3 separate regions of the Homo sapiens genome follow, and regions 2 and 3 are each linked to region 1. Evidence: chromatin loops called from intact Hi-C (ENCODE). Cell type or tissue: sigmoid colon. All regions are shown on one strand.

Region 1 (8,000 bases):
TCTCATCTGATATTAGAAAAAAATCCTTGGGGATAGGCACCATTCTAAAAAAATGTAACATATGCAAAAGGCTAACCAGGGCCGGGCGCGGTGGCTCATGCCTGTAATCCCAGCACTTTGTGAGGCCAAGGCGGGAGGATGATGAGGTCAGGAGATCGAGACCATCCTGGCCAACATGGTGAAACCCTGTCTCTACTAAAAATACTAAAATTAGCCGAGCGTGGTGGCATGTGCCTGTAGTCCCAGCTTCTCGGGAGGCTGAGGCACAAGAATCGCTTGAACCCGGGAGGTGGAAGTTGCAGTGAGCCGAGATCATGCCACTGCACTCCAGCCTGGTGACAGAGCAAGACTGTCTAAAAAAAGAAAAAAAGAAAAAGAAAAGGCTAACCAGAAGCAGGCTAAGTGATGGATGGAAGAGGATTTCAAACCCAGACTGCCTGATACTAAAACCCATACTATTTCTACTATATCAAAATGTAGGCTAATATCTTAGAATATTAAAGTTAGAGTTGGCTTATGAGGTTTAATTTAACCTCCCTCTCAGTGCCCATATCTTCTAAGTAATATTTATTTCTAGATTTGGGACAATAGTTGCACCTCTTAAGACAGTCCAATTCATTTTGAATGGAGCTGGTTACTCAAAAGTTCTTCTTTCCAAAAAAATTGAAATCAATTTCTATCAATTTCATGCTTTTGACACTGGGGCTGCTCTCCGGAGCTGCACAGAGGAAACCTAGTACCAGCCCGAAGGTGAGGCTATGTCCTAGTGATGGCTCCTGCAGACATGTACGAAAGTTACAGCCTTGCACACAGTGGACACTCAGAAAATGCTTGCTGCATTGAATCTAGCTTTGCCCTTTCTTGCAGTGATTACTAACAAACAAAATAGCTCCCATTTCAATCACACCAAGGTCACTGCTGCTATTGTGCTATGTGAGACACTGGCTCTGAGCCCTGACCTGAAAACCCTCTGGGAAGATTGATTTAGTCTCTCATTACTTTGTTCAGTCAAGAAGTGTTTATTGAGTGCCCAACTATGTACCAGGCACTGTTGTAAGTGTCGGGCCCATACTGCCAAACAAAATAGACACCTTCCCTTGCAGAGCTTATCTTCTAGTGTGAGAAAACAGAGATCACATCATGAATATACAGTCTTTTAGAAGGTACTAAATGCTAGAGGGAGAAATAGGGTGTGTAAGAGGAATTAGGAGTGTCAGAAGGGGACGTGTGGTGGCTATCCTTTAAACAGGTTGACCATGTGAGCAAAGATGACAAGATGTGAAGAAGGCAGCTCTATGGATATTGGGGGAAAGAGCAGTGGAGACAGAGGGAACAGGCAGTGCAGAGTGTCAGGCATGCCCCCTGGCTGGAGCAGAGTGAGCCAGGCAGAGGGTAGCTGAAGGCATGATCAGACAGATGATCTGAGAAATGTGGTCTCTGGCTGTATAGCCCGATATGGTCATCTCTGGCCACAGATGGCTCTCAGCACTTGAAATGTGGCTAGTCCAAATTGACATGGGCTGCATGGCTTTTTGTTTTTTTTTTTTTTGAGATGGAGTCTCTCTCTGTCACCCAGGCTGGAGTGCAGTAGTGGCATGATCTCGGCTCATTGCAACCTCCACCTCCCAGGTTGAAGCAGTTCTCCTGCCTTGGCCTCCCAAGTAGCTGGGACTACAGGCACATGTCACCACACCCAGCTAATTTTTGTATTTTTAATAGAGATGGGGTTTCACCATGTTGGCCAGGCTGGTATCGAACTCCTGACCTCAGGTGATCCACCCGCCTCCGCCTCCCAAAGTGCTAAGATTACAGGTGTGAGCCACTGCGCCTAGCCTGGCTGCATGATTAAATAATACATCATGTTTCAAAGACTTTGAATGAGAATTAGTTGTAATTTTTCTCAATTTTAATTTTGATTCCATGTCAAAATAATGTTTTAGTGATATTGGGTTAAATGAATATATTATTACAATTCATTTCATCTGTTTATTTTTACTTTTCCATGGTGACTCCTGGGAAATGTAAAATGCCCTGTTTTGATTGGACTTTGTTGGTCTAGAATCTTGCATGTCTTTCAAGGATTTTGGCTTTTATTCTGACTAATGTGGGGAGCCCATAGATAGTTTTGAGCAAAGGAGTGACATGGTCTGGCCTTTTTAAAAGAGGTCACTCTGGGTGCTCAATTGACAACAAATTGGAGGAGATGTAGGAAGACCACCTAGGAGGCTATTGAGTAATCCAGGGGAGACATATTGATGGCTTACCTCAGAGTGGTAGTGGGTGGAGGTGGTGAGACATGGTAAGAATCCATATATATGTATTTTTTTTCTTTTCTTTTCTTTTTTTTTTTTTTTTTTTTTGAGATGGAATCTCGCTCTGTCACCCAGGCTGGAGTGCAGAAGCGTGATCTCAGCTCACTGCAACCTCTGCATCCTGGGTTCAAGCAATTCTCCTGTCTCGGCCTCCTGAGTAGCTGAGACTACAAGTGCATGCCACCACACCTGGCTAATTTTTATAGTTTTAGTAGAGACGGGGTTTCATCATATTGGTCGAGCTGGTCTCAAACTCCTGACCTCAGGTGATCCACCCACCTCACACTCCCCAAATGCTGGGATTACAGGCATGAGCCACCATGCCCAGCCTAATTTTTGTATTTTTAGCAGAGACGGGGATTCACCATATTGGTCAGGCAGGTCTCAAACTCCTGACCTCAAGTGATCCACCTGTTTCAGCCTCCCAAAGTGCTGGGATTACAGGCATGAGCCACCACACCCGGCTTGAATCCCAATATATTTTAAAGGTACAGCCAGCAGGATTTCCTGAGGGAGCTGATATGGAGTGTGAGAGAAATAAAGTGGTCACTGATGCCTGCAGTGATTTTGGCCTGAGAGCCTGGAAGGATGGGTAGCCATTAACTGAGACAGGAAGACTGTGGGCAGAGCAGGGGAATATGAGGATAACAGTATGGGGGCCGATTAAATGGTCATGCAGAGAAGTTGAACAGTTAGGTATCAGAGTATGGAGCTCAGGGGCTCAGACTTCTGTCTGAGCTGAGTATGGGGCTCAGACTTCTGTCTGAGCTGAGTATGGAGCTCAGACTTCTGTCTGAGCCAGAGGTATAAATAAGTGCAAGGACCATGCCTTAGACAACTTGGTAAGGATAGATTGGGGAGAAAAGGCAGACTCCACAAAGAACTAAGAGGGGAGGAGAAGCCAGTTGATGGTGCCCTGAGGATCGGTGAAGTGAGGAGCTAGCAATCAAGTGCTGTTTATAGATAAAGTGAAGATGAGGACAGGGTTGACTAATGGATGTAAGTGATGCAGAGGTCAAGAGAAGTTCCTTTGGAACGGTCTGAGCAAAAGCTGATTACAGTGGGTGTAGCCGAGAATAGCAGGGAAGGCTTTGGAGTTGGTGAATATCAGTAAGTATGGAAAACCCCAGGAATTACTGGAAAAAAGAACAGAAATAGGGTCATAGCTGATAGAAAATTGGGGCCCAAGAGGAATGATAAATAATGATGGGATAGATAACAGCAGGTTTCTGTGCTAATAGGAATAAGCTAGTAGAGAAAGGAAAATTGATGACGTGGGGGAAAAGGTCGTGAAAATTTTCTGGAGTCATGTTTCCGTGGAAGTGAGAAGGGATTTTACCTAGGGCACGGGAAGGGTTGCCCTTAGGAGCCAGGACAGTTCACCTACCTTCGCTGGCAGGAAGGCCGACCTGTGGTCGTGGTAGGGCGCTGTGAAGTTCCGTCTATCTGCTTCGTTTTCTCAGTGAACTGGAAAGCAAGGCCATGAGCAGAGTGAGGTGTCGGAGCTTAGCTGAGTGAGTTGCAAGTGTGAAACAGTGTGAGAATGAACGGACGGCGGGGATACAGGGTAACATTCACGGACATGGGTTTAAAGTGATGACCCAGGATTGTGGTACCTGCAAAGGTGTTGAGGGTGCATTCAAGAGAGTGATCTTAATGACTGACATAGAGTCAACTCACTCAAACAAATATTTGCTGAGTGCTTATCACAGCAGCAATGTATTATAATAAAAACTGCTTTTTAGGCTGAGTTGCTACACATCAGTGAGTGTTCCTGCACTGCCTCCCGATGGCCGTGACAGGAACTGCGGCTGAGGCACCACCCGACCTGGGACAGGGCTGCCATCTCCCGGCCAGTCCCTGCTACTGCAAGTGCAGCAGGCTCAGGCGCTGCTGGACTTTCTCGGTGCCCTGGATTGGTGACTGGTAGAAAAGATGACCAAGCCGAAGGCTAGTCCTGTGTGGCCATTACCTCTGCCCTTGCCTACCCTTCACTTTTCCATTCTTATTCTATTTTACTTATTTTTAAAATAAGTTTTTAATAGAAATTTCTTTTCTCTTATTTTATTTTATTTTTTTAGAGACGGGGGCCTTGCCATGTTGCCTAGGCTGGACTTAAACTCTTGAGCTCAAGCTATCCTCCCGCTTCAGTTTCCCAAGTGACTTGGATTATGGGCACAGCTGCCATACCTGGTTCACTTCTTATTCTCAGTAACAAGCAAATTACCCCCTTCTAAGGGGTGTTCCTTTCCTGAGAAATTTCCCATCTTAGCAGACAACTCTAAATATCAAAAAACCCTTGAGGACCAATGAAATGAAATTATCATTGAATTTCAAGCATCTGTGGAATACAAATGCAGGAAATATTTTAGATGCAAGGGTCCACACTGCCCCCAATATCCTATCCCGTAGATAGGGTACCACACTCAGGGTAATGAGTTTTGTGCTCTTCTGTCACACATCCCATTAGATGTTAATTGAGAATCCATGATGCTCTAGGCTCTGGATAATGTATGCATTGCCCAGTGATTTGGTTTCGGAAACCTCAAATATTCCCCACTCTTCACACTAATTTCCTGTGTTGATTAAAATTTTTACTATTAGTCGTTTTAGCATAGAAGTATTGGAGCCCTTGAAAAATCAAGTAAATTGGCCGGGCGCAGTGGCTCACGCCTGTAATCCCAGCACTTTAGGAAGCGGAGGTGGGCGGATCACCTGAGGTCAGGAGTTCGAGACCAGCCTGACTAACATGGTAAAACCCTGTCTCTACCAAAAATACAAAACTTAGCCAGGCGTAGTAGGAGGCCCCTGTAATCCCAGCTACTCAGGAGGCTGAGGCAGGAGAATCACTTGAACTCGGGAGGCAGAGGTTGCAGTGTGCCGAGATCGTACCTTTGCACTCCAGCCTGGGCGACAGAGCGAGACTCCGTTTCAAAAAGAAAAAAGAAAAAGAAAAGAAAAATTAAGTAAATTATCTGATAGGGCTAGACAATATATCAGGCTTTACTTTGCTAATATATCAAATTAGTTACCTGACACTACAGCCCAAAAGAGACAGAGCTACAAGTGGGCAAATATTTTTCAGTTATTTTTTTTTTTTTATCAAAGCAATACCTGCATGTAAATTCGAGTAGTGAAAAAGGCTTGTCATGAAAAACTGCAGATAGCTAACTGCCTTTTCTTTTTTTTTCTTTTTCTTTTTTTTTTTTTTTTTGAGATGGAGTTTCACTCTTCTTGCCCAGGCTGGAGTACAATGGCGTGATCTTGGCTCACTGCAATCTCTGCCTCCCAGGCTCAAGTGATTCTCTTGCCTCAGCCTCCCGAGTAGCTGGGATTACAGGCATGCACCACCACACCCAGCTATTTTTTGTATTTTTAGTAGAGATGAGGTTTCACCATGTTGACTAGGCTGGTCTCGAACTCCTGACCTCAGGTGATCCTCCTGCCTCGGCCTCCCAAAGTGCTGGGATTACAGGCATAAGCCACCACGCCTGGCCAGCTAACTGCCTTTTCTTATCTCATAGCCCTACACCCACAGAAAATTATCCTTATCTCTTTTAGGAATTTCCCTAAGCATTTATCTCCGTGTTTCTGAATAATATGCTCATGTTGTGTTTCTCAATTTGTTAGTTTTAGACTTTACTGATTCATTTGCCCCTCCCAAGGTAATTACATAAATATTTTCGTTAGTTAGTGGTTGGCATTTACACTACTTTGACAAATATTGTTCATTGCTAAGATATGATTCTTTGTTTTTCCTGGAATTAATAATTGCCTCATTTTTTCATTTACCTGCTTTTCAATGTATCCATAATTAATTTAATTTTGTGACTCTCTGACACACATTGAGCAATGATCTTCCTTCCCTCCTTCCTTTCTTTTCTTCTTTCTCTCTCTCTCTCTTTTTTTTTTTTTTTTTTTTTTTTTTTTTTTTGTGAGATAAGAGTCTTACTCTGTTGCCCAGGCACAACATCCTAGGCTCAGGTGATCCTCCCACCCCAGTCTCCCAAGTAGCTGGGACTACAGGCATGCATCACCATGCCCTACACTGTTTTGTATTTTTTTCTGTTTTTGTTTTTGTTTTTTTTAATGGAGTCTCACTCTGTTGCCTAGGCTGGAGTGCAGTGGTGCAATCTCAGCTCACTGCAACCTCCGCCTTGTGGGTTCAAGCAATTCTTCCTGCCTCAGCCTCCCAAGTAGCTGGGATTATAGGCATCCACCACCACACCCGGCTAACTTTTGTATTTTTTAGTAGAGACAGGGTTTTGCCATGTTGGCCAGACTGGTCTTGAACTGACCTCAGGTGATCCACCCGCCTCGGCCTCCCGAAGTGCTGGGATTATAGGCATGCACCACCATGCCCAGCTAATTTTTGTATTTTTAGTAGAGATGGAGTTTTACCATGTTGTCCATGATGGTCTCGAACTCCTCATCTCAGGTGATCCACCCGCCTTGGCCTCCGAAAGTGCTGGGATTACAGGCATGAGCCACTGCACCTAGCCAAGTTTTGTATTTTTTGTAGAGACAGGGGTGTCACTATGTTGCACAGGTCTCAAACTCCTGGGGTCAAGCAATCCACCAGCCGTACCCTCCCACAGTGCTAAGATTACAGGCATGAGCCACAATGCCCAGCAATAATATTTTCTATATTCACAAAGCTTTGCTTTCCATTTTTTTCCTATATGTACTTCTGTACTGGTCAGAGTTCTACAGGGAAACAGAACTAAGGGAGTATGTGTTGTGGGAAGGGGGAGCAGTGTGAGGGTGTGTGGGGGCGGTGGAGAGAGAGGGGAATTCAGTTTGAAGAATTGGCTCACATGATTGTGCAGGCTGGCAAGTCCAAAATCTGCAGGGCAGCCTGGCAGGCTGGAGACCCAGGGAAGAGCGGCTGCTGCAGCTTCATTCCAAAGGCAGTCTAGAGGCAGAATTTCTGTTTCTTTGAGGGTCGTCAGTCTCTGAAGGCTCTTAGGGCCTTCAACTTATTGAATGAGACCACGTGATGGAGGATAATCTGCTTTACTTAAAGTCTACTGATTTAAATGTTACTCTCATCTAAAAATACCTTCACAGCAATGTCTAGACTGGTGTTTGACCAAATATCTAGGTATCATGGCCTAGCCAAGTTGACACATAAAATTAATCATCATAGCTTAAAAAAAATTAACCATCATGACCTCTCTCCCAGATTCTTTGTTCATGAATATGGCCTTCTGCATTCCTGCCCTGCTGGAACATCCTGAGCTTTTCTTCCTTGCTCTCTGGAATGCTTTCTTTTCATTCACTTGCCCCCATTTTGGTGGAACATATCCTCCAGTAGCTTCCAGTGCACAGAAAGTGAATTTTCAAAGCCATTGTATGTTTCAAAATGTTTTTATTCTTCCCTCACACTTAACTGACATGGGTCACTCCAGAATCGTGGCTCACTCTAGCAGCTCTGGGTTGAACATACTTTTCCCTTGGAATTTTGGAAGCATTACGCCATTTTCTTCTCATTTTCTGAAGTTGATGCTTTTGAACAATCCAGTGAAATTCTGATTTCCCACCTTTTGCTTATAATTTCCTTTTTCTCTCTGGGAGTTTAAGAATGTTTTCTCTTGATTCCCAGTGTCCTGAACTTTCACAGTGGCATGTCCAGGGCAGGTCTTTTTTCACTTACTGTGTTGAGCACTCAGTAGAACTTTCATTCTG
Region 2 (8,000 bases), 550 kb before region 1:
GGTTCATGCCATTCTCCTGCCTCGGCCTCCCCAGTAGCTGGGACTACAGGCGCCCGCCACCACGCCCAGCTAATTTTTTTTGCATTTTTAGTAGAGACGGGGTTTCACCACGTTAGCCAGGATGGTCTCGATCTCCTGACTTCGTGATACGCCCGCCTCGGCCTCCCAAAGTGCTGGGATTACAGGCGTGAGTGTAGTATCTTTTATGTGTAGCCCAAGACAATTCTTCTTCCAATGTGGCCCAGGGAAGCCAAAAGATTGGACACCCTTGATCTGGAGTATGAAAGAAAAAAACACATTTCAAGCGGCCTGTGGGATGCTGCCAGGAACCCCTCCGAGATTTCTAGTGCTGAGGACTCTGTTCTTCAACACACAAACCTCCTTCTGGGGAGGTGTTCTTGCTGAATATAACTACAGACCCTTGAGCAAAGGACTCCCTTACAGAAAACAGTGGCGAAAAGCTGAAATAATAACTGGGTAATATACAGGTTATTATACAGACTGGCATTCCAATACCACTCTGGAGAGCGTTGACATAGCAGTTCCAAAGACAATCTTTAAAAGTGTTCTGCCACAGGGCCACCGCTAGAGGGCAGAGCAGACCACTTCTGTTTTCAGACGCTTTCTCCGGAGGGGAAATTGAAAAGTTTCCTTTGAAGGATGAGCTGAATGCTGAGCAGACCTTCACACTTAAAAGCATTTCCACCCCTGCACTTCACCCTTCTAGGAGCAGAACAGTGGGTGGGCAGGCAAGCACTACTACGTAAATTGCATTGAAACAGGATTTCATTGGAAGAAAACACTCTTCCAGTGAAATCTGAAGTTTCATAACTTTGATAACTTTCATTTACTAAAATATTTCAGCCCTTTCCATGTGCCAGAGACTGTACTGAGAACTGGGGATATAAACACAAGTATTTCTTTGTTATTTTCCTCTATAGGTTTACGGTGTAGGTGGGCAGACAGACAAGTGAATTAATCAAGAGACAATAATGTCCCAAATGCAATATGAGCTCAAAGGAGGGGAACTGGGATTTCAGGTGGGGTGAGCAGATGGGATGGCTGAGAGTGTTGGAGGCTCAAAGGCCAAATCAGAAGTCACTGGGTGAAGGAGAGAGAAAAGAAAAAGAGGGAATTTTTTTTTTGAGAAACTGTTTTCTGTATAATAATATATAACCGAGAAAATTAATATCCAAATGCAAAATAAAAGAAAAAAGCCAATAGCTAGTACTAAAACCTGTTGTTTTTTAACCATAAACTTCTAGTTTTCAGAAGATTTGGGGTAAAAACAACTTAGGAAGAAAACAGCATAACCACGTTGACCTGAAATGAGCCCATCTGAATATCATTCCTATTGTGTAAGCAGAGTTACACCCGGGAATGCCACGAACCAGACTGGGTAGTCCTCTAGGAATGATGAGGGCTGATGGCTGCTATGTGAGGGTGGTCTCCTCACAGCAATCTTGTTGGAATGTCCCCATTCCTCTGACACACCACCAAATGCACCTGGAATGATGAACGCTAATGTGGTTCTCAAGCCATGCTACACGTTCACATCAATCAGGGAACTTTCAGATGTCCAGCTCTCTCTCTACCTCCCTGTTCTGATTCAATGTTTGAAAACTCTCTAGGTTATTTTACAGTGCAGTCAGGGTTGAGGCCTACTGAGTTATACACTGGTGATATTTCACAGGGGAAACATAAGATGACAGCTAGGGACGCGGGCAATATCATTTTCTTTTAGCACCAGGAAATAATTGAACCTTCTACTTTAATATTATGTGACTTTTTTTCTGAGATTACAATCTACACCTCAGTTTTGTTTGTTTGTTTGTTTTGAGATGGAGTCTTGCTCTGTCGCTCAGGCTGGAGTGTGGTGGGGTGATCTTGGCTCACTGCAACCTCTGCCTCCTGGGTTCAAGCGATTCTCCCACCTCAACCTCCTGAGTAGCTGGGCTTGCAGGCCTGCGCCACCAAGGCTAACTTTTGCATTTTTAGTAGAGACGGAGTTTCACCGTGTTGTCCAGGCTGATCTTGAACTCCTGACCTCAAGTGATCCACCAGCTTTGGCCTCGCAAAGTGCTGAGATTACAGGCGTGAGCCACCGCGCCCCAACTTATGTAATTTTTTAACTTGCACTTCAACACCTGAGATAGTTCGCAGGTAAAATACGTTATCACAAAGAAAACAATATGAAAATAGAAATGAGTATGCAGAGGGTAGATAATGTTGCAAAATGTTCATTTTTACCTTTTTCATTAGTCACTTTGTAATTTGTAAAGGGTCCCCCTCAGATAGGCATTGGAAAGCCCCTCCCTTTGGTCTCTCTCTTCAGAATCCTCTGGGTGCCTTTCTGCCCTTCCTTGAGAGTCCCAGCCTCATCACTGAATAACAGAGACAGATTTACCGGCTCCAGAGGCTCCCTCTTGGCTTCATCCTGGACTCTGGATGGCATCCTCTGCTGTGCTTTCTTATGAACGACGTGTGCTGACGGTTAGCAGTTTGGAATTCTTCATCTTAGAGCACCTACAAGGGCCAGGCACGGTGGCTCACGCCTGTAATCCCAGCACTTTGGGAGGACGAGGCGGGCAGATCACCTGAGGCCAGGAGTTCGAGACCAGCCTGGTCAACATGGTGAAACCCCGTCTCTACTAAAGTAAATACAAAAATTAGCTGGGCATGGTGGTGCATGCCTGTAGTCTCAGCTACTCGGGAGGCTGAGGCAGGAGAATTGCTTGAACCCGGGAGGCAGAGGTTGCAGTGAGGCAAGATCCAGCGCCACTGCACTCCAGCCTGGGCGACAGAGCGAGACTCCGTCAAAAAAAAAAAAAAAAAAGCATCCACACGACTGACAACCCTTACTGCTGGTACCACTCACCTCCAATTATTATGCTGACATATTACTTAATTTTGTCATGTTACTTTGTCTTTCCAAATAGCTCCTCTCCGTCAGGAGAGAGTGTGATGGGAGGGTGGAGAAAGATGTAAGAGGAGGTGGGGATAAGGGTGGTGAATCTGGCCCAGCCACATCTTTTTTTCAGCTTGCCAAGGGTGCTGAATGGGAGGTTAACGTCAAAAGGGCTGCATTCCGAACGAGTTGCTCCAAAGTGGTGTAGGGTGTACAGCAAGATTTTCTGTATTTCGGGGGCACTTTGACTCAAACTAGGGTTCAGGAAAGCCGCTGACCATTCAAGTTGATCCTCTTCTGGTCAAGAGGCTGCAGCGAGGGAGAACTCTAGCAAGAAACAGGAAACTGGAGGCCGAGAAATGGTGAGGGCTGGAGAATTCAATACTGGCAGCCCCTTGCTGCGGGAAGGCAGGGGAGCCGCTGCTCTGACACACTTGTGCCGCTAGAGGGCAGCGCAGGGCAGAGCAGCTACTCAAGCGCACCATTTGGGGAGCGCAGGATTTCAGCAGCTGGAGGAGTCACAGGGAAGCCATTCATAAAACAAGCATAGAATAAATTATCTAGCAAGGAAGGTTGCTTTGAAATATGACCAGGAAAAGGGTAGGCACCAAAGGTAACAATTGCTTTAATAACTTTGAGTAATGAGACTTTTTTTTTTTTTTTTTGACAGAGTATCTCTCTGTCTCCCAGGCTGGAGGGCAGTGGCGCGATCTCGGCTCACTGCAACCTCCACTTCCCGGGTCCAAGCGATTCTCGATTCTCCTGCCTCAGCCTCCCGTGTAGCTGGGACTATAGGCCCGCGTCACCTCGCCCGGCTAATTTAATTTTTGTATTTTTAGTAGAAACGGGATTTCACCATGTTGGCCAGGCTGGTCTTGAACTCTTGACCTCAAGTGATCCGCCTACCTCGGCCTCCTAAAGTGTTGGGATTACAGGCGTGAGCCACCGCGCCCGGCTGAGTAATGAGACTTTTCTGCAGTGAACATGGAAATAGGCTGCTTCAGAGGTAACGAGAGAAGGGAATTTTGAGATTATTTGAAACGGTGATTTATCTCAGTACAGACATGGCACATGTTCACTTCAGGGATATAAAATGAGCTAATCAGGGGCTACAGTGGCCTTCCTAAGTCTCATGAAACACTTCCAAAAACTTTCCATGCTTTCCCTAATTTTGTGCAGCAAACGATAAGAGACACTTAGGGACAGGGATTTGCTTCACATGAGAACTAGCCCAAGAAACCAACTACACGTGGACCACACAGACAGCATCTCCAAGAGTGATAGACAGTACTCAACCTCCATCGTTTCATTTTGATGGAAACAGAGTGAGTTTAAGGAAGGCTTTTGGTGAGCACGTGTTTTATATTTCTATTTCATAATGCTGGTATTTCTATCAGTCTTTCTGGAATATTTCTCCCCTAAATGCAGAGAGAATCAAAAGCAAGAAAAGTGGATTCTAGCTCTCAAAGAGTTTCCAGAGTCCTGAAGAAGCTGGAAAGTTATTCAGTCAGGTTCCTAACAGGAAGCAGATGGCATGCCCAAGGTAGGATCATTCTGGGATGGTTTATTTACTAATGCATGGGCAGAGTGCAAGGGACCCTCATGAGATGGTGCAGAAAGTAGCTCAGAGCTTTAACAGCAAGCTGTCACTACACCTGAATCTGAGGGAGGGGAGGGAGTACTCATGGGGTTGCTGAAGAGAGAGTCCGTGGAGAGAAGTCCAACTTGTAAGAAGGACAGTGATCTTAGGTTGCAGCCAGCCCCAGGTGACCACACCCTCCCCTCCTCTCCCTTCTCTCCCCTTCCCCTCCCCTCCCCTTCCCCTCCCCTCCCCTCCCCTTCCTTTCCTGTCCTTTGTCCTTTGTCTCCTTTTCCCAGAGGATAAGAGGATTGGTTGATACAATCCTTTCAGGTCAGACTTCCAGGGGAGACATCAAAATGGACATAATCCCACTTACCTGAAATAAGACATGAATGTAACTGCTACTACTTGTGCAGAGGTCCACCTGGCAATACTGCAGGCCCATCTGGGCAGCATTCAAAGAAACGAGGGCTAATGGCTGGCATGTAGGAATCAGTTCCTCAGAGCAATCATGGTAATAAAATAAAGTTGAACTCTGTCTAAATGCAGTTCTTTGTAAATATGTCTTTTCTCTGGCTGCTTTTAAGAGCTTCTTTTTATCTTTGATAATATGAAATTTGATTATGATGTACTTTGGTGAGAGTTTTTTTTGTAGTTTTATTTTTTTATTTTTTGCGTGGGGCCCTTCAGGCGTCCTGGATCTATGGAACAGCACACCACATCACATATCATATCACTTTCGGAAAATTCTTAGCTAGTATCTTCTCCCCATTCTCTTTTCTGTCCTTCTGGAACTTTAATATTAAATCTCCTCTTTTTTTTTTTTTTTTTTTAGCTTGTCTGTGATATTTCCCATTTATTTTGTGTCTTCGTACTATAGTCTGTGTAATTTCTTCAGATAATTCTCAGTACACCAATACTCTCTGCCTGCACCTAATCTGTTGTTCAGTCCATCCATTGAATGTTGTTTTCATTTGTTTTGTGTGAGGGCAGTGGGAGGGGTGAGCGTACAATTGTTTCTTTTGAAATCTACCTAGTCAGTTAACAGTCTCTTCCTGGTATGTAATTCTGATTTCCTAATTTCTTCCTCAAACTTCTAAATCATTTATATTCTGCAAACACTAACGTTAACATCTGAAATCTTTGTAAATGTGATTCCTCTGCAGGTTTTCTTAGCTAACTCCTGCTTATTGGACTTTGTTTCCTTTTTTTACAAAAAAAAATTATTTGATTCTGTGAGTTCATAGTTATTGGAGCATTATCTGCAGGAATGCTGTATGTCTGGGTTGTTGTTGGTTTACCCAGAAAGAATTTATGTTTGCTTTGGCCAGGAGCATAAGGGAGAAGAATGCTACCAGCCTGGTACTACTACTTTACCTTCTTGGCTTGGGATTTGGAGAGACCATGCAAGCAGTGTGAGTTGGAGCCCCAAACCTGCACAGAAGTTTTTTGGTGTTTGTTTGTTTGTTTGTTTTTGATACAGAGTCTCACTCTATCTCCCAGGCTGGAGCACAATCTTGGATCACTGCAACCTCCGCCTCCCGGGTTCAAGCAATTCTCCTGCCTCAGCTTCCCAAGTAGCTGGGATTACAGGCATGCACTATCACACCTGGCTTATTTTTGTAATTTTTTATAGAGACGGGATTTCACCATGTTGGCCAGGCTGGTCTCAAACTCCTGACCTCAGGTGACTGGCCCACCTCAGCCTCCCAAAGTGCTGGGATTACAGGCGTGAGCCACCACACCCAGCCGCCAGGAGCTTGTTCTTACTATGCGTTCTTAGGAGAGGTGGGTTTTGTTTGTTCGTTTGTTGTTGTTTTCCATTTTACTTAGAGGAAAGGTCAAGACCAGCAAAGTTTTTTACTTTCAGTCTTTGTGGGGCAGCCCTTTGAAATCGTAGCTTAAATGGGGCTTTCTGAACTGAATATCACCTTGCAAGGTCCCTGCCTCCCATGTGGCCCTGCATCCCATGTAGCTCTTGAAATCAGAGTTCCAGGTCCCAGTGCATGGAAAGATGCCCTTTAACCCATCCACGGCCTTGATGCCATGTCCTCTCTGCATCTGTGCCATGTCCGTAGTCATGCATGGACTGCCTTTGAAGACCTTATTCCCTTGTCACTGTGAACTGTCTATTTTAAAAGATTTTTTTTAAGTCTTAATCTAGCATTTGTAGTTAGGTTAGCAGTGATATTTTTAGGATGTTTTCTGCAATATTCCCAGAAACTCTCAGATCTTAAATAAGAGATCTATGATAGTAGCTTTTTAAAAATTATTATCACTTTATGCTGGATACTGGCTAAACGCTGAATATCTTATCTCATTTAATCCTCAGAACAATACTACGAAGAAGGAATAATCAATTCCACACTTTATAAAGGAGGAAAATAAGGTTCTGAGAAATTAAGCTGCCAGGAGTTATGCCATAGTTATGAATTGGTGAAACCAATTTGTCTGATGACCAAGTCCATGTTTTTATCCACAATAAACAGTTATTATGGTGCTATCTTAAAGCTTTGGAGACTATTTAGTAAATGTTAGCACATCTCTTCTTCCCTAAGTGCTCAACCAAGCTCTTTTTTTTTTTTAAACCACAGCCAAACTTAAAACAGCCTGTATCAGTTAGAGTTCACACGGGAAAACAGAGCCATTCCAAGTCTTATAGGGATTTGGGGTTTAATACTGAAATTGAAGCTTACAGAATGTGAGAGGAGCTGGGTAGTACAGGAGGTCTGGATGGAGAGTTGGAGGATCAGAGAAAGTTGCTAACCTCCTTGGGCTGCAGCAAGCTGGGTGGGAGGGTGACAGCTTGTGGAAAGATGTGGAGAAGCTGTGTACATGGGCCACCAACATGGGACCACCAAGGAAGAGCTCATAGAGAGGCCTGTGGAAACTTCCACCTCCATGGAACTCCCAGTGCTGTGGGCCTCAGCCAAGTGCTGGTTGGTGGGCTTTGGGCTGCTGTTGGTTGGTCAGATTACAAGTTGAGAAGACAGGCTGGACAATGAGCAGAGAACAGCCAGGCCAAGCTGGTGCCTGCTGGCCCCTCTGTGTCTATAGGTCACCGTGTCAGCCCCATAACCTTCCAGGGATAACGGCCTCTTGCTCACATCTGCCTTCCTTCGAGTTCTTCTCCTGGCAACTCTTACCCAGAATCATAGACAGAAGAGGATCGTGGTAAACAGCCCCTCGCCTTAGGAGAAGCAGTGCTGACCTGTCTGCAGACAATCCAGCACACATCTCTGTGATATCTAGATCAGGTGGCCCTTCAAATGTCTGGGACATAATATAAATACACGTTTAAAAAAAAATAAATGGGACCTAATTAAACTAGAAAAGCTTCTGAACAGCAAAAGAAATAATCATCAAAGTAAACAACCCGTAGAATGGGACAAAATATTTGTAAACTATGCTGACAAAGGACTGATATCCAGAATCTATAAGAAACTCAAATAAGGCCGGGTGCGGTGGCTCACGCCTGTAATCCCAGCACTTTGGGAGGCTGAGGCAGGT
Region 3 (8,000 bases), 270 kb before region 1:
TCTTGAGAAAAGGAGGACACTAAGCATTTCAGCTATTGATTAAGCAAAAACTTCATGGCTCAAAACAACCACCATATTTGTAACCACGATTCTGCAACTGGACTGGCCTCTAGTGGGAAGCACTTTGCTGGTGTTGCCAGTGGTCACTCAACTCAGGTGTGGAAATCTCAATGGTTTCATTCACATGTCTGGTGCCTCCACGAGGAGGGCTGGAAAAGCTGCGACCTAGTCAGATATGCCCCTCTTTCTCTCATAGCATGGAGTCTCAACATGTCTGGACCTCTTTAGATGTTGGCTCAAGTCTCGGTGATAGAGCATTCCAAGAGGAGACGTTTCAAGGTGTAAGTTTCAGTGTGTAAGTTTCAACGTGTAAGTGCTTATCAAGCTTTTTCCTTGCATCATGCTTTGCTAATTTCTCTTTGGCCAAAGAAAGCTTCATGGCCAAGTTGCAGTGGGAGGGGACCACAAAAGGGCATGGATGCTTGGAGGCATGATTCATTGGGAAACATTAATGTAACATTCTTCTACACTAAGGCAAGAAATGAAATAGAAAACCATTTTTTAAAAAAAAAAACATGTATTTGACCACATGCATTTAAAAATTTGTCTTTGGAAAAACATCATTATTTAAATTGAATGAAGGAAATATATACATCTTTCATATGCAAAAAGTCTTACAAATTAATAAGAAAGCATTCAGTCAGAAAATGGGCAAAAGGCAAGAACAATTTCCAAAAGAAGAAAAATGAATTGCCAATAAGCATACAAAAATGTTTCAACCTAACTAGTAATCAAAGAAGTGTACATTTAAAATAATTATATTATTCCATTCCCACATTTCATTGGCAAAGATAATGTGGTAGATTATATTTTTTACCAGTTATTCACTGCCTCTTCCTTTTCAAGGATTATAACTCTCTGCTTCACTGAAATCAGCCTTTGCAGTATGACTTGCTCTGACCAGTGAAATGTAAGCAAGTGTGATATGTGTCATTTCTGAGCAGAGAATTTTTAAGAGTCATTCTGGAGTTTCATTATCCCTCTGCTTCCTTTGGCATCAGACTGAGATGGGGCTGCTCCTTTAGTCTGAGCCCTGAGATCAATGGCACATGGAGAAGAGCTTAAGTCAATCTGCAGCTAACATATGTGAAAAGGAAAAAAATGTTGGTTGTAAGCCACTGCCATTTGCCAGGTCATTAGTTACTGCAGCATAATCTCACAAACACTGACTGACACAAATTACAGCGTTGGCAAGTTCATGAGGAAATGAGTATTCTTGTGACTGTTGGATGGAATAAAATTGGTCTAACCTTTCTAGAGGGCAATTTTTCAAGTGTATCACAGTTACAGTAATTGTAACTTTTGACTCAGTAATATATCTCCTGGAAATTTATTCTAAGACCATACACATAGAAGTACACAAGATATATGCAAAAAGATTCTCACTGCAGCCTTAGTTATTGTGGAAAATAACCTAAATTATTTCTTCAGTACATATCTTATTTGCCTCCACAGGTTTTCTTAGCTGTCTCATTGACCCTGGTTTGCTTTGTTTTACCTAAGCACTTGCTATGACTGACCTGCTAGGTGTAGACCTATAAAAATCTACCTCCTGGGGCCGTCAGCTACACATTTACAGTCTCTGGTCCTTCCTGTCACTTCCAAATTTAGATAGAGAATCTCATTTCAGGACATGGGATGTGGTTTGGCAAGTGACTCCCAAAGATGCTGAGTGATGTGAGGGAGTAAACTTCCTCATGAGACAAAATTTGACCAGTGGAAGAAAGAAGTCAAAAGGAGGCAGCAGATAAATACCTTCCCCTTCTTTCCTTTAAAAGACTGTTCCAAGATAGGATTTCTCCATACGGCCTTTCTGAGCACATAGTGCCTGATCCAGGAAGTGCCCCCGCTAACAGACTTTGCCTCTGAGAGTGTCATCAGGAAGCAAAACACATTGCATGGTGTTGCTCCTTCTCTGCCACTATTCCCTGTATCTTTTCCTCCACTCTTGCTGCCCTAGAATTGCATGTCCCAGTTAAAATCTGGGCTTATACAAGTTGGTTTTGAAAGTTGGTTTTAAAAATCAATTATGCCAACAGCAGCAATTTAAAATGGTGATGTACACCTATATTCACTAACTAGGAAAGAGCTGCGAGTCATAACTTTGGAGGTAAGTTACACTTGATTGCTTCTAGAAGGTAAGAGTTTGAATAGTTTTCATTCTTCTTTTAGTCAGTATGCATTTATTGTTGCACGTTCTCCAGTGAATATGTATTATAGTTATAAACAGAATAGTTTTTTAAGAGCACAAACAGTTCTTACACTAAAATGTTGCCAAAGTTTTGACGCTATATAATTTATTCTAATGAAGAAATTTTAATAAATAAATATATCAATGCTATGTCTACATGGAAGTAATTTTTACATGTGTAAATAGATCCATACATAGTGTACAAAGTACATAAGCCATTTTTGAGGGAACTTTTATCAAATTAATTTCTTTTATATTAGACTGTCTACTGACAAACTGCTTTACTCAGCTTCCAGTTTCAGAAACAACATTTAATAATTGCTTATTCACAAAGAACAGCAGTCCCTTTATTCACTCAAAAATTTTTGGCTTACAGCCTTGTAGGCAGAGTTCACTGCACTATTTATAACTGTCCACACAAATTGGTCATAAAAGGATGGTATTTGGGGTTAGGTCATTCAGTTCCCTGCAGAACTCAGTAATAAACCTAGTAGCTACACTTAGAAATGCTACTTTATTATTTATATTTAGAGTTTTTTTCTATTTAAAGTACAACAGTTTATTTAAATCAGCAACTTATATTTGAGTAAAGCTTTTTTTTCTGTTTCCAGCAGGTAGTTTACTTAATATTCATGTGCAATATGAAATAGAAAGATTCCTGTTCTTGGAAGAAAAATCTATTAGAATCAATTTTCCCTAGTCGCTGATATATATGGAGTTTCCGTGCTTGGGCAAGTCCTTGAAAACAAATGCAGAAACAAACTTTTAAATCCTTTATAAACCCCCATCATGTGGGAATGATAATATATAATTACCTCACTTGTTAAATAGCTCTATCTGTTCCTCAAAGGTTTATTTAAATATTGTTCTTTCATGAAAGGATGTTTTAAAACAAAAATAGGGGGAAGGAGGGGAAATAGAAGTGCTCAATAAACAGGTTTATTAAGGGAAATTAAAAATCTTCGTGGTTTCATATATTCTACTGTGGACTATGAATGATGGACTTCGGTCTCGAGGTTGAATTTGGTTTTTAATAGATGTAAATTCAAATATTTGGATTTTCTGGATCTAAAGCCAAAAACTTAAACAAATGAACATTTTAAAGTAATATTTGATTATTCTCTGAAAGAAAAGTAATTCTGCCTGTCTAATCCAGTAATTTACATAATTTAGTGATTTGCTTGTCGATAATGAACAAATTGCCCTTGCCCTAGTATATTACTGTAATGGTTCATTTTCATTAAGACGTCTGTGGCTGGGCACGGTGGCACATACCTGCAATCCCAGTACTTCAAGAGGCTGAGGCGGATGGATCGCTTGAGCTCAAGAGTTTAAGACCAGCCTGGACAATATGGCGAAATCCTGTCTCTAGAAAATACAAAAAATTATCTGGGCCTGGTGGCACGTGCCTGTAGTCCCAGCTACCCAGAAGGCTAAGTGGGAAGATCACTTGAGCCCGGGAGGTGGAGGTTGCAGTGAGCCAAGGTCGCGCCACTGCACTCCAGCCTGAGCAACAGAGTGAGACCCTGTCTCAAAAAAAAAGACGTCTGCCAACTTTTCAAAAAAGGGGTAAAGCTTTTTTTCAAGTGTGCAACCTAAACAGAAAAATGCGGAGTCAAATTAAAAAACACACTAAAAAAGAAAGGCTTGCCAAATTCTAGATTCAAATGAATTGGGAAATAGATGAGTCGATGGTTCATTACAGATGTGGTACCAATGTACAGAAGTAGTCTGAAAAAGATAATTATGAAATAAGCCACAATTGACTCTGAAAGGCCACTTAGGGTAGAGCAGAGAGGATGAAATGATCATTAAAATCAATGGTTAAGGCAAAAAACATCATCTTCTAACACACATTTCCTACACCTGGTGCTGTATGTAGTCAGAAGGGGTATGTGGATAACAATGTGAAATATGGAATAAAGAAAATAATCAATATTTCAAGCCTAATACCAATGAAATCACTGGTGTTCCCTCACTCTCCCAGGAACTGGGTTCCAGAGTTTCTTACACATTCTTCTTGCAGTACTAAGTGCTCTGAAGCTCAGGGTTGTTGATGCGTGCTCCATACGGCCTGTTCTCTTCTCTGTCTCCCAGGCTCTGCCCATTACCCAGTAGTGATAAAACTAAGAAAAAGTTTTCCATCCCTTCATGGCCTCTGCAGCCCTCACTTCTTGTGATTGGAGTCAATCTTCCTGTTAACTTTGTGACATATTCTTCCTCATGTCATTACTGTCATAAGTCTAGTCACTTCTAAGGATATTCTACTGCCCTCCTGAGAAAAAGAAAATTTTCTCCACAAGGATTTCAACACTTTTGTAAGGCCTCAGGCAAAAACTTGGCCCCATTTTGCTTGTTGCACCTGGTGCCACTAGATAGCGCTCTCATTTTATTCTTCCCAGTCTACCATCGTCACCAGTTTACATGATGCTTAGTCATACATCTGTCCATGGATACATAATAGCATTTTTCAGTGACCACCAGAGTCAGTAACTGTGCTCAGTCCTGGAAATTTAATGTCGAGCAAAGTCAAAACCAACCTCAGACCTTTTGGAACTTCCTTTCTAGGGAGAGGGGAGATATGGATCCAATAACCACCAAATGCATAATTAGAAACTATGTTAAGTGTTGTGAAGGAAAGGCTCAGAAAGCTGTTAGAGCATATATGAGGATACTCATCCATCCTGGCAGAAATGAGGGGTTTGTTCCAGGGAAGGCTTCCCTAAGCAAGTAACATTCATGCTGATATCTGAGTTTTCTATGCAAAAAGAAGAAAGAAGGTTTCAGGCAGAAGCAAGAATATGTGTTAACTCCATGACACATTCAGTAATGAAAGAAGGTTAGTGTGTAGGAGCTAAATACATCTGGAAACGTTGGGAGGTACTGAAAATCTACACATTCTGGCCAGGAAGTTAAGAAACAAAGCTGTTCAGCACCCTCCTGATTTTCTCAAATATCTCAGTCCTGAAACTGTCAACTTTCTCCATTCTAAGAGGCCCAACTAGGGGAGTCCTTGCTAAGCAGAACCCCCACCACTCCAGACAGATAGTATTGTGACCACGAAATCAGCTTCCTTCTGGTAGAGTACATCATGTGCAACTTTAAAGTTGCAATGTGTAATCAGAAAGGATTCTGACAGCAAAGGGTGGTGCAGTATCCCAGACTGGCAAGATCAAAGAGCTGTTACTATTCCTAGCCTAAAAGAGAATGGAGGGGGAAAAAAAAGCAGTTTTTAGAACTGGTATAGGTTAACTGTATGGAGAGGGCACTCGACAAGAGACACCACGTTTGATAAAAGAATCAGCCAATCTGTGATGGCCTCTTAGGGAGGCAACTGGGAAGAGAAAGAAACCAATCTGTCCTCCCACTCTCCAATCTCTTGTCACTGTTGGAACCCAACTGGAAGCCAGAGAGCAAGGACACCCACATGGGTCATTTTCCCAAGACATATAGCAGAATGTAAAATGGTGAACGGGCATACCCGATGGTAGTCAGGAGAGTTAAAGCATAGTGCCCAGTTTCAAATCTTAGAGGTGCCACTGAGAAGGGGCGTGGTCTTAGGAAGGTTAACTCATCTCTCCATGCTTCAATTTCCTCATCTTTAGAATGGAAATAATGCCAATAATACATTGGTTTGTTTTAGAGATTCATAAAGTGCTTAGAGTAGTGCCTGGCACATGGCTAGTGCTTACAAATATTCTTAATTTTTCTCTTAATTCATTTTACAGAAGAAACTGCAATTTAAAGAAGATAAATGACTTATTCAAGATCCCATTGCCAGAAGGGGCATAATCAAACCCAGAATCCAGGCCTTCTGGTTCTTGTCTTAGCACTGTTCTCTTCCCCAAGCTGTCTCTTCCACGCCCTTCTCCAGAATCACCACCATAATTATTACTGAACTGACTAATTCAGTGAGCACATTCTAAATTTCTTTCTGTTTGTTGGTTTATGGAATATTCACACTTTAAAAAATTTATTTTTTAAATAGGAAACTATTCCTCCTATTCTCTATAGCTTAATGCAAATAGAAACCTGAGCCCCTTCCTCACCCAGTTAACTTGGAATTATAGACCCTATCATGGTAAATGTGAGGTTGATGACAACGGGGCCTTTTTGGACTTCTCAGTGGAAAACTCTCAGCTGTACAGTCAACTTGGGAGCCTCTTAGGTTTTCTCATATACTCAAAGAAGAACTGAGGGATGACAGGTTAGATTTAACTAACTGAAATGCCTCAGAACAATTAATAACCCAAATAATTGGAATGGGTGGAACCAACCATCTTCTCGGTCTTAGGAAACATCCTACTAGAAGTTCCAGATCTGAGACAAGTATTCACAAGCTCACCCAGTGTTTATGTCAGTGGCCCTACCACACGATGAGACAACCAGGAATGAGATCTTAACTTTATCTTTGCCTCTGCTCTGTTGCTTGTTCCCCAAGTTCACCAGGTCACTAAGTCCTATATGTGTAAAGTAGCCAAGTAATTTATCATCTAAGTTAGGATGCTGTTGAGATAAGGGGGTAGTATTAACTATTACACTGGGAAAACAGGCACAAGCATGAACTCTCCTGGGCAAATTGGGACATATAATCATCCCAATCTTAGAGCACTTTGACTCCTATCACATCCTCCCTCATGACGTACATGCTACTGTAAGAAAAAGTCTAGTTATATCCTTATATCTAACTGTACAGAATAGACTTATTGTTGTAATCATTATATAAAAACAATGTATTAAGACTTACATGTTTACCATTTTCTCAGCCTTTTTTTTTTTTTTTTTTTTTTTTTTTTTAGATGGAGTCTCACTCTGTGGCCCAGGCTGGACTGCAGTGGTGTAATCTCGGCTCACTGCAACCTCCGCCTCCTGGGCTCAAGTGATTCTCCTGCCCCAGCCTCCTGAGTAGCTGGGATTACAGGTGCACACCACCACATCTGGCTAATTTTTGTATTTTTAGTAGAGAAAGGGTTTCACTATCTTGGCCAGGCTGGTCTCAAACTCCTGACCTCAGGTTATCTGCCCACCTCAGCCTCCCAAAGTGCTGGCATTACAGGTGTGAGCCACTGCGCCCAGCCAAACAAAGACTTTACTGTTGAAATCTATTGTTATTTTATTTATTTATTTATTTAAAGCTGAGTTTCCACAAGAAGATCAAGTTATTTTGTGTCTGAACAAGTAATCTTTCAATCTCAAACTTTGCTGTTAAATCTTAAATGCAGATTGATAATGAGACTTGAAGAGTCAATAAATCCTGGCATAAGTCTCCAGTCTATGACTAAGGGGTAATAACAATACAAAATAATACATACTTGGGCTTGGGAGAGAAAGTATCTAGATTGTCAAAGCCTCCTCTTCTATGCACCCCATAATCCTTCTGTTGCCCTTTTACCCGTCTCAACTCTAATATTAGTATTCATTCTCTCTGATTCAAAGAATTTATCTTTGTGGGGCCAGGCGCGGTGGCTCACGCCTATAATCCCAGCACTTTGGGAGGCCGAGGCGGGCGGATCACAAGGTCAGGAGATCGAGACCATCCTGGCTAACAAGGTGAAACACCATCTCTACTAAAAATACAAAAAATTAACTGGGAGTGGTGGCAGACACCTAATAGTCCCAGCTACTGGGGAGGCTGAGGCAGGAGAATGGCGTGAACCCAGGAGGCGGAGCTTGCAGTGAGCTGAGATCACGCCAGTGCACTCCAGCCTGGGAGACAGAGCGAGACTCCATCTCAAAAAAAAAGAATTTA

The links. Peaks named below come from ENCODE experiments on the same cell type or tissue, not always from the same donor. Only the 100,000 strongest peaks of a DNase experiment are listed, where the experiment ranks them.
Region 2: it touches region 1 in a loop (4-fold over the local background); 47 of 110 quality-filtered maps call a loop at or near these places.
Region 3: it touches region 1 in a loop (10-fold over the local background); 45 of 110 quality-filtered maps call a loop at or near these places.

What each region holds. Positions count from the first base shown.
Region 1 is chr6:53,168,184-53,176,183 of GRCh38, reverse strand. No RefSeq gene overlaps it. Among named protein-coding and RNA genes, the nearest start is that of GCM1, 23 kb to the right of the region's middle. In sigmoid colon, CTCF peaks have their summits at 3,931 and 4,131 (motif pointing left); a DNase peak (open chromatin) is centred at 4,143; H3K27ac peaks cover 215 bases.
Region 2 is chr6:53,721,363-53,729,362 of GRCh38, reverse strand. LOC124901334 (a long non-coding RNA gene) reads right to left here and starts at 2,592. Exons shown (of 3, transcript XR_007059620.1): 1 at 2,408-2,592. RefSeq lists a silencer at 6,423-6,608. In sigmoid colon, CTCF peaks have their summits at 586 (motif pointing right) and 3,331 (motif pointing right); DNase peaks (open chromatin) are centred at 593 and 3,352.
Region 3 is chr6:53,434,403-53,442,402 of GRCh38, reverse strand. The region is part of intron 1 of GCLC-AS1 (GCLC antisense RNA 1); the gene reads right to left. Among named protein-coding and RNA genes, the nearest start is that of GCLC-AS1, 6.9 kb to the right of the region's middle. In sigmoid colon, no CTCF peak of the experiment used is centred here; no DNase peak of the experiment used is centred here.